Regions from separate parts of the Homo sapiens genome. Here region 1 is linked to region 2. The links are chromatin loops, found by intact Hi-C in ENCODE. Cell type or tissue: CD14-positive monocyte. All regions are shown on one strand.

The links. Peaks named below come from ENCODE experiments on the same cell type or tissue, not always from the same donor. Only the 100,000 strongest peaks of a DNase experiment are listed, where the experiment ranks them.
Region 1: a loop joins it to region 2, with 1.9 times the contacts of the local background. A loop is called at or near these places in 1 of 110 quality-filtered maps.

What each region holds. Positions count from the first base shown.
Region 1 is chr5:55,867,002-55,871,001 of GRCh38, forward strand. It overlaps IL31RA (interleukin 31 receptor A), which reads left to right. Exons shown (of 15, transcript NM_139017.7): 3 at 1,790-1,907. Among named protein-coding and RNA genes, the nearest start is that of IL31RA, 18 kb to the left of the region's middle. In CD14-positive monocyte, no CTCF peak of the experiment used is centred here; a DNase peak (open chromatin) is centred at 2,030; H3K27ac peaks cover 485 bases.
Region 2 is chr5:55,823,175-55,827,174 of GRCh38, forward strand. No RefSeq gene overlaps it. Among named protein-coding and RNA genes, the nearest start is that of IL31RA, 26 kb to the right of the region's middle. In CD14-positive monocyte, no CTCF peak of the experiment used is centred here; no DNase peak of the experiment used is centred here; H3K27me3 peaks cover 331 bases.

The DNA of each region.
Region 1 (4,000 bases), 44 kb after region 2:
AACAAAGAAGTTAGTATAAGCCTCAGAGCTGAACATGGCCCTTAGTCTAAAATTGCTCTTAGTTCTTAGTTGTGCATGTGTGTTTGTGTGTGTGTGTTTGTGTGTGTGTGCATGTGTGTGTTTGTGTGTGTGTGCATGTGTGTGTGCATGTGTGTTTGTGTGTGTGCATGTGTGTGTGCATGTGTGTTTGTGTGTGTTTGTGTGTGTGCGCATGTGTGTTTGTGTGTGTGTTTGTGTGTGTGTTTGTGTGTGCGTGTGTTTGTGTGCGTGTGTGTGCATGTGTGTGTGCATGTGTGTGTGTGCGTGTGTGTGTGTGCGTGTGTGTGTGTGTGTGTATGTTTAGGATCAACCCCTTGGTCATCTAGTGAAGTCTATGGGCTGATTCTCAAAACAATGTTTGTAAATGCACAAATAAAATAAATAGCATTACAAAGATACCAAAATATACTGAAATGAAATCATCAAAATATTAATGAAATCATCAAAATATTAAAGAAACAAATTTGTGATCTGGTAATATGTGGTCTTCTTTATTAACACATTAAATAAGAAGACCTAATAATTGCCTTAATTTAGGTCTAATATTAATAATTACCTTAATTCAGAAATAGTGATAATAGTATTTCATATTTGTATTAGTCCATTTTCACGCTGCTGATAAAGACATACGCGAGACTGGGAAGAAAAAGAGGTTTAATTAGACTTACAGTTCCAATGGCTGGGGAGGCCTCAGAATCATGGTGGGAGGCAAAAGGCACTTCCTACATGGCTGCAGCAAGAGAAAATGAGAAAGAAGTAAAAGCGCAAACCCCTGATAAACCCGTCAGATCTCGTGGGTTATTTACTTATTTACTATCATGAGAATAGCACAGGAAAAACCAGCTTCCATGATTCAATTACCTCCCCCTGGGTCCTCCCACAACACATGGGAATTCTGGGAGATACAATTCAAGTTAAGATTTGGGTGGGGGCACAACCAAACCATATAAATATTTTAAGGTACCTGCAGCAACGAAAATATAATATGAAAATATTTGTGATTTATAATGGTGACAAAGTCACAGGCAATGATGCTATTACTGTAGTTTGTTGATTACACTTATGATGGAAGGAAATCCTAAATTTCAACAGTAGGTTAGTGAAAATTAAAGATGTAAATTTTCCCCATTTAAGTTCATGGACCCCTGAATTCTACCCATGGACCCCTTAAAGATCTAGGTCCCTGTTCTAGATGGTAGTATCTGGTTTCCCTATGAAAGTGTGGATGCTATGGGGTGGGGAGCTCTCAGGAGCAAGATTTCTAAGATATGAAGATACAGTTGAAGATATTTCATAAATTTCTCTATTGTACAATCTTCTGGAAAAGAAAATTGTTGATACATATGGTTGAAGTGTGGCATGGTTGTATTCTTGCTTATGCCCACATCATCTGTTACCCATGAATTATCCAGAGTGATTCTACCATTTGATGCTTTACTGAGTATATCACAAATACTTTGTATGTATTTCTTGGTGTTTTAAAAATGCTTGCTGCTCAAATGTTACATTTAAGTAAGAATGTAAAAAGGGATTTCTTAAAAAGTAGAAATCTAGCTCTTGAAAGGGAATAATTAAAGAGATGAAGTTAGATTCTTTCCATTGAACCTGATTGCTAGGTTACACCTAGCAACTAACCAAAAAAATCTAGCTTTTGATCAGCATATTTTCCATTAAAAATGTTCAATGCTGGCAATATTTATTGTGTACTGAAATTTTTGTGTTTGTGTGTGTGTGTGTTTAATTTATTTAGCTCTGCCAGCTAAGCCTGAGAACATTTCCTGTGTCTACTACTATAGGAAAAATTTAACCTGCACTTGGAGTCCAGGAAAGGAAACCAGTTATACCCAGTACACAGTTAAGAGAACTTAGTAAGTACAGGAGCTTGTGTTTTATCAGTCAGGGCATGGGGGAGGCAGAGGCTTCTGATTCATTCATGATTCACATCCCATATGAAGCAAAAAGTTTCCTCAATGACAGCTTCTGGGTGATTACTGTGTGCAGCCAGTGGCTTGTGGACGGGATCTGGAGCTGCAGAGGGAGGGGAGGCATAGCCAGTGTTGACCTCCTCCTGGATTCCCCATTGGCTGAGATGAGTCACCAGTTATAAGCACAGTGGAAAAATCTGTTTATTTACTACACTCAACTATACCCTGCCTCTTTCCAGAATGTGTTATATAAAACTGTTCATTCTTTCTGGATCCAGATATAGTAAGTAAGGTTGTAAACCCAGAACTAACAGGCAATTGACCATGGTCTGCCACTAATTTGCTGTGTGACCTCTGTCAAACACTATTCCACAGGACAATGATTCCCCAATTTTTTTTACTACCTCAAGCATCCCTCTTTATTCCAATTCTGTAGAATGAAAATTTTATAATTTTTAATTATTATTCTAGCCAAAAGCTAGATGTTTTAAGTAAATATTTGCAGGTTAAAAAAAAACTTTTTTTTGAGACAGAATCTCACTCTGTCCCCCAGGCTGGAGTGCAGTGGTGTGATCTCAGCTCACTACAACCTCCATCTCCCAGGTTCAAGCGATTCTCCTGCCTCAGCCTCCCAAGTAGCTGGAATTATGGGTGCACACCACCATACCTGGCCAACTTTTGTATTTTTAGTAGAGACAGGGTTTCACCATGTTGGCCAGGCTGGTCTCGAACTCCGGACTTCAAGTGATCCGCCCACCTCAGCTCCCAAAAGTGCTGGGATTACAGGCATGAGCCACCGTGCCTGTCCTTTTTAACAAAAATTTTTAACATAGCTCATTACTTCCTTCTTGTGAATAATGAATAAGGGGGCCCATGTTGGGAAGCATTGTAAGATGACCTTTAGTCTTTTTCATTTCAAAACAGTCTGTGATTCCAAATTCTTTATTTTTAAGCTAAATCTCACATTGCAAGGGAAGTCCACTTTATGTTTTCAGTGGAAGAAATGAAAAAAACAAGCAGTATTCTCAGCAGCACTGATATAGCTACGAGAACCTATGTCAGAGAGATGCTTTAAAACAGGAGTCAGCAAATTTCTCTTCTAAAGGGCCAGATGGTAAATATAGTAATATTAAGAAGGAGATCGGTCTCTGTCAGAACTTTTCAACACTACTGTTATAGCACTCATACAGCTATAGGCAATATATAAACCAATGGGTGCGGCTGCTTTCCAACGAAACTTTATCCATGGACACTGAAATGTGAATATTATATAATTTTCACACGCCCCAAAGTATTTTTGTTCGTTTTATTTATTTTTCAACCATTAACAGCATGTAAATAGTCTTAAGCCTACAGGCTGTGCAAGATCAAGAGATGGGCTATATTTGACCTACAGGCTGTCGTTTGCTTATCCCTGTTTTAGAAAATAAGCATGATAAAGGCCCAATAACCCATGATCCAAATGACTTTTCTTCCAGATTTGTCAGTTCTAGTCCCAGTGTTGAATATCAATTGCTAGTAGAATGAGAATCTGGGCACCTTTATAGGTTTACTGCTATTTTTCTGTCTTATAGAGACATTTCCCCTCTTCCTCCATCTTTCCCTTTGGGTTGTTATTATTATCACCAGTTGGACATGGAGAAATAGAAAACACCTGGGAATCCCCAGGCCTATACCCAGCTCCCCTTGATGGCCTCAGGCCAGCTAGGCTGTCTAGAACTCCTAGGCCACTTGCATTTTTGTGAATTTATCACCAAGAGGATCTCTTCCAAGCAAAGTGGAAGGGTTTCCCTGTGGATGGCCTACCTGGGAGCACTTTTCAGTAGGTCATGGAATAAGCCAAAAACCTTCTGATGTCCAGAAACAATAGGAAAGAATTTTTCCTGGGGAGTTGGGGATGCCTTCATGGAGATAATGATTTTTGAACTGAGGCTGAAAGGAGGTCTAGAGGTGTGGAAAAGGAGAGAAAGTTTATTTCTCAAAGGTCACAGCATGAATAAATGCAGAAATATTCAACTACAATTATAGTAATAACA
Region 2 (4,000 bases):
CAGCAAGAGTGATGCCTGTTAATTGACCATTTTGGCATCTTATTATATACCTCCTCTAGCAATTGTTTCATTAATCTTAGATTGTTCCATTACTGGAGATTTATTCATGATAATCCACTGATGCCAATCAGCTAAGCATACTTCCCAATGTGTTCATGCCAGTTAAATGTTGCAATACAAGTTCTGGCAATTTCATCTTAACATGTTTGTTCTTCAGCTGAGGTATTTTATTGGGCTAGCAGTCATCTGGATAGGTGGAAAGTTTGGTTCCAATAATTTACTTCAGTTTTATAAACAGAATTACTGTTGCTATGATGCCACAAAGAAAACACTATCATTTGGAGTAGAATTTAGAATGTATACGTGCCAAAATAAGTTCAGTTTATCATAGTGTGAATACTATAAAATATGTACTGAGAGTAATGCCAATCACTTATTTAAATAGTAACAAACCTGTAGTTTTCTCATCTGTGTATGTAATTCACTAGGAAAATGAACCCTACTCTGGTGAAATGACTCAGATTAACCAAAGTTTGAATCCTATTACTAATTGTGTGATCTTGGGGAAGTTAATTTTTTTAATTTGAAATAAAACTTACCTACAATAAAATGCACAAATCTTAAGTTTACAGCTTAAATGTTTACCTATGTGTGCTCCTTGTAACCATCACCTAAATCAAGATGTGAAACATTTCTATCACCCTAAACAGTTTCCTCTTGCCCCTTTACAGTCAACTCCCTGGCCCAGAGCACTATTCTGATTTTTATCACCATAAATTGGGTTTGCCTGTTATTGAACGTCATATAAATGGAATCATAGAGTATCTCTCTTTTGTATATGGCTTCTTTTGTTCAACATAATAGCTGTGAGATTCATCCATGTTGTTTTGTGTAATAGTTTCTTTTTATTGTATCATGAATAACTACAAATTATTTTTGTAGTCTCCTATTGACAGGCATTTGGATTGTTTTCAGATTTTGAACAAAGCTCCTACAAATATTTTACTACAAGTCTTTTGGTCAACACAAGGACTCATTTTTCTGGGCATATACTCAGAAGTGGAATTGCTGGAACATAGGGTATAACTTTTTATTAGAAACAGCCAAAGAGTTTTCCAGAATGGTTGTACCATTTACTATAGCCACCAGCATCATAAGAATGTTCTGTTTGCTCCACATCCTCACCATCAGTATGTGTTACTGTTGTTTTTAATTCTAGCCATTTACTGTGGTTTTAATTTATATTTCCCTGATGATTAGTGATATTGGGCACCTTTTCATATGCTCATTGGCAGTTTCCTTCTTTCTTCACCTGTTTACGTGTCTGTCCAGTCACATAAAAGGGGGTGGAGAAAAGGTGGTGAAGCGGTGTTGTTTGTCTGAGGTAATGCCTGAGATTCATTGTCTCATGCCAAGGAAATCGAAGATGCGGCCATACAAGGAGTGGATTTAGGAGCAGAAAGTTTAATAGGCAAAAGAGAAAAGAGAATAACTCTCTCTCCTGCAGAGAGAGAGGGATGCCAGAGTGGGTCTTCTGGTCCCATGGTGAAGTGCACAGGGTTTTATAGTCTGGCTTGAGGAGGCAGTGTCTGATTTACATAGGGCCCAAAGATTGGTTGAACCAGGTGTGATGTTTATATAACAGTTGAAGAAGCTGGCCACCCCAATCTAATCTTTTATTATGCAAACAGATTTTCTACCTGGCTGGTGCCATGTTGTCTGCTCCCTACTGTACATATGGCTGACAAAGAAAAGGGAAGTTGGAGCCACCATGTTGAACATGCCTAGCCCCTAGGTAGCCTTTTCCTATTGTCACAGCTGCCAGCTTTCACCCGTGCAAGCTTCTAGCTTGCTTCTCTATGTCTGCGGCTCAATTTTACAGGCTGTTTTTTGTTAGAAAAGAAATGATTTGAAGGCTGCTTTTTATTAAAAGGGAAACCTGATCAAGGACTTCCTTACCCTCACTGTCTGCCTAAATAATTTTTTTGAACTCCTATATCATTGGGATCAAAGGATGAGGTGCTGTCTTGCTATTCAGTGGTGATACCAAGAGTTGTGAAAATAGTTTATCCTTAGGCTAAATTACAGTCCTTTGGGTTGCTCATTATATCTTTAGGGTGACATTTGCTGCTGTTACAACCCCAAAACTTCAGTGGCTTAACAAAATAGAAGTATGTTTTTTGCTTACCTGACTGTCCAAAAAGGGTATTCCTGGTAGGTAGGTGTCCTTCCCAGTAGTTACTTAAGAATCCAGGTTCCTTCCATCCTGTGGCTCTGCAGTCTGGTACAGCTTCCAAGATCTTTATGCTTCTCTTTATCAAGCCAGAGAAAGGGAAAGAGTTGGAGAGGAGAGAGACAAAGTGGACTTGTGGAACATTTTTATGGGTCAGGCAAAGAAATAAGCATATACATCTCAGATTCCACTGTTACAAACTTAGTCACATGTAACTGTAAGAGAGACTGGGAAATGTGGCCTTATCTGTGTGCTCAGAAAGCTGGGAATCAGCTAGCAGTTTTTGCCAATACTGTTGAAATGGGTTGTTCTCCAGGATGGTCAATGGATTTCTGTAGTAAATTGAGTCAGGACAAGACTTCTTGATCTTCACGTATCAAGGAATCTGTGTAAGCTGCTAAGAGTTCTTAAATAAGACACCTTCCCATTCTCTGCTTTCTGCAGCATGAAGGAGAGTGACCATGGAAATATAGATAATGATAACTGAAATCCATTCTGTGATGGTACAGAATGCTTGGCTGAAAGCTGTTCTCCATTCATGATGATTTTTTAAATCTAGTATCTAATATTTATAAAATAAATGCAATTTGGAATAAAGTAATCATATTTCATCTTTCATAAATAATCCAGAACTTAGGATTTTAAAAGTTTAAAAAAGTGATTAAGTAGTTTTAGTGACTTATTAGAAAATGACTTCTAAGACAGTCCGTGGGGAAAAGCAAAGCTGTTTCTTTCACACCTTTTTTTCCATTGGGCTACTAATATACTCCTATATTTGAGTTGCCAAGTCATTATACTGTTCTTTTGTCTTAAAATCCTCTATCAACGAGAGAGAAATTACTGTAAATCATTTAAACCTTGGGTCAGCAATCTTTCTAGCTCTTAAGAGTTCAGTACACATCATTGTTAGAGGAAGGAGAGGAAGAAGAAGGTAAAGGGGGAACAGAAAATGATCATGAGTTGAGGTGCAGTAGAGCTTCTCCAATTCCTATGTCTTGTAATAAAGTGGCCTTGTGTTGTCTAAGCTTTTCTTGGACAAATCATTACTCTAGAACTGTCCTGTAAAAATATAATGTGAGCCATATATGTAGTCGATATATCCCAAATACTGTCATTTCAACATGTAGTCAAATGTAATGATTATTGAGGTATTTTACATTTATGTACTAAATCTTTGAAACCCAGTACTTATTTTGCCTATGCTTACATCTCAATTTGGACACTAAGTTATCATTGGAAATACTTGATCTTTATTTAGAGTGTATGAAATGTGTAGTTATAGAGTAGATTCACACACCCAAGTTGTCCAAACATACTTGAAAGTTTTCCAACAGCTGAATCAAGTCTCAATTTTTAAATTTAAATTTAGACTAAGAAACATTAAATAAAATTAAAATTCAATTTCTTATTGCATTAGCCATGTTTCAAGTGCTCAATAGCCACATGTGGCTAGTGGCTACCACACTGACACTACAACTCTAGAGTCTAGATTGAGTTTAGACTGTAAGCTCAAAAAATGTTTGTGGATTGAAAATATTAATGTAGTTTTAAAATGTCTAAAATAGAATTGAAAGTAGTGCTTAATAAATAAGCTAATTTAATTGAATAGCTGGAGGGAAGCCAGACTTCCAAAGCTAAACCTTTATTTCAAAAACTTATTCCTGGTAAACATGCGAAGTGCAGATACTTAGATCAGAATGGCTATACCTTTTTTTGGAGAATGCCTCTTTCTAGCCCAATGGCTGGCAATTCTAGTCAAATTGCATG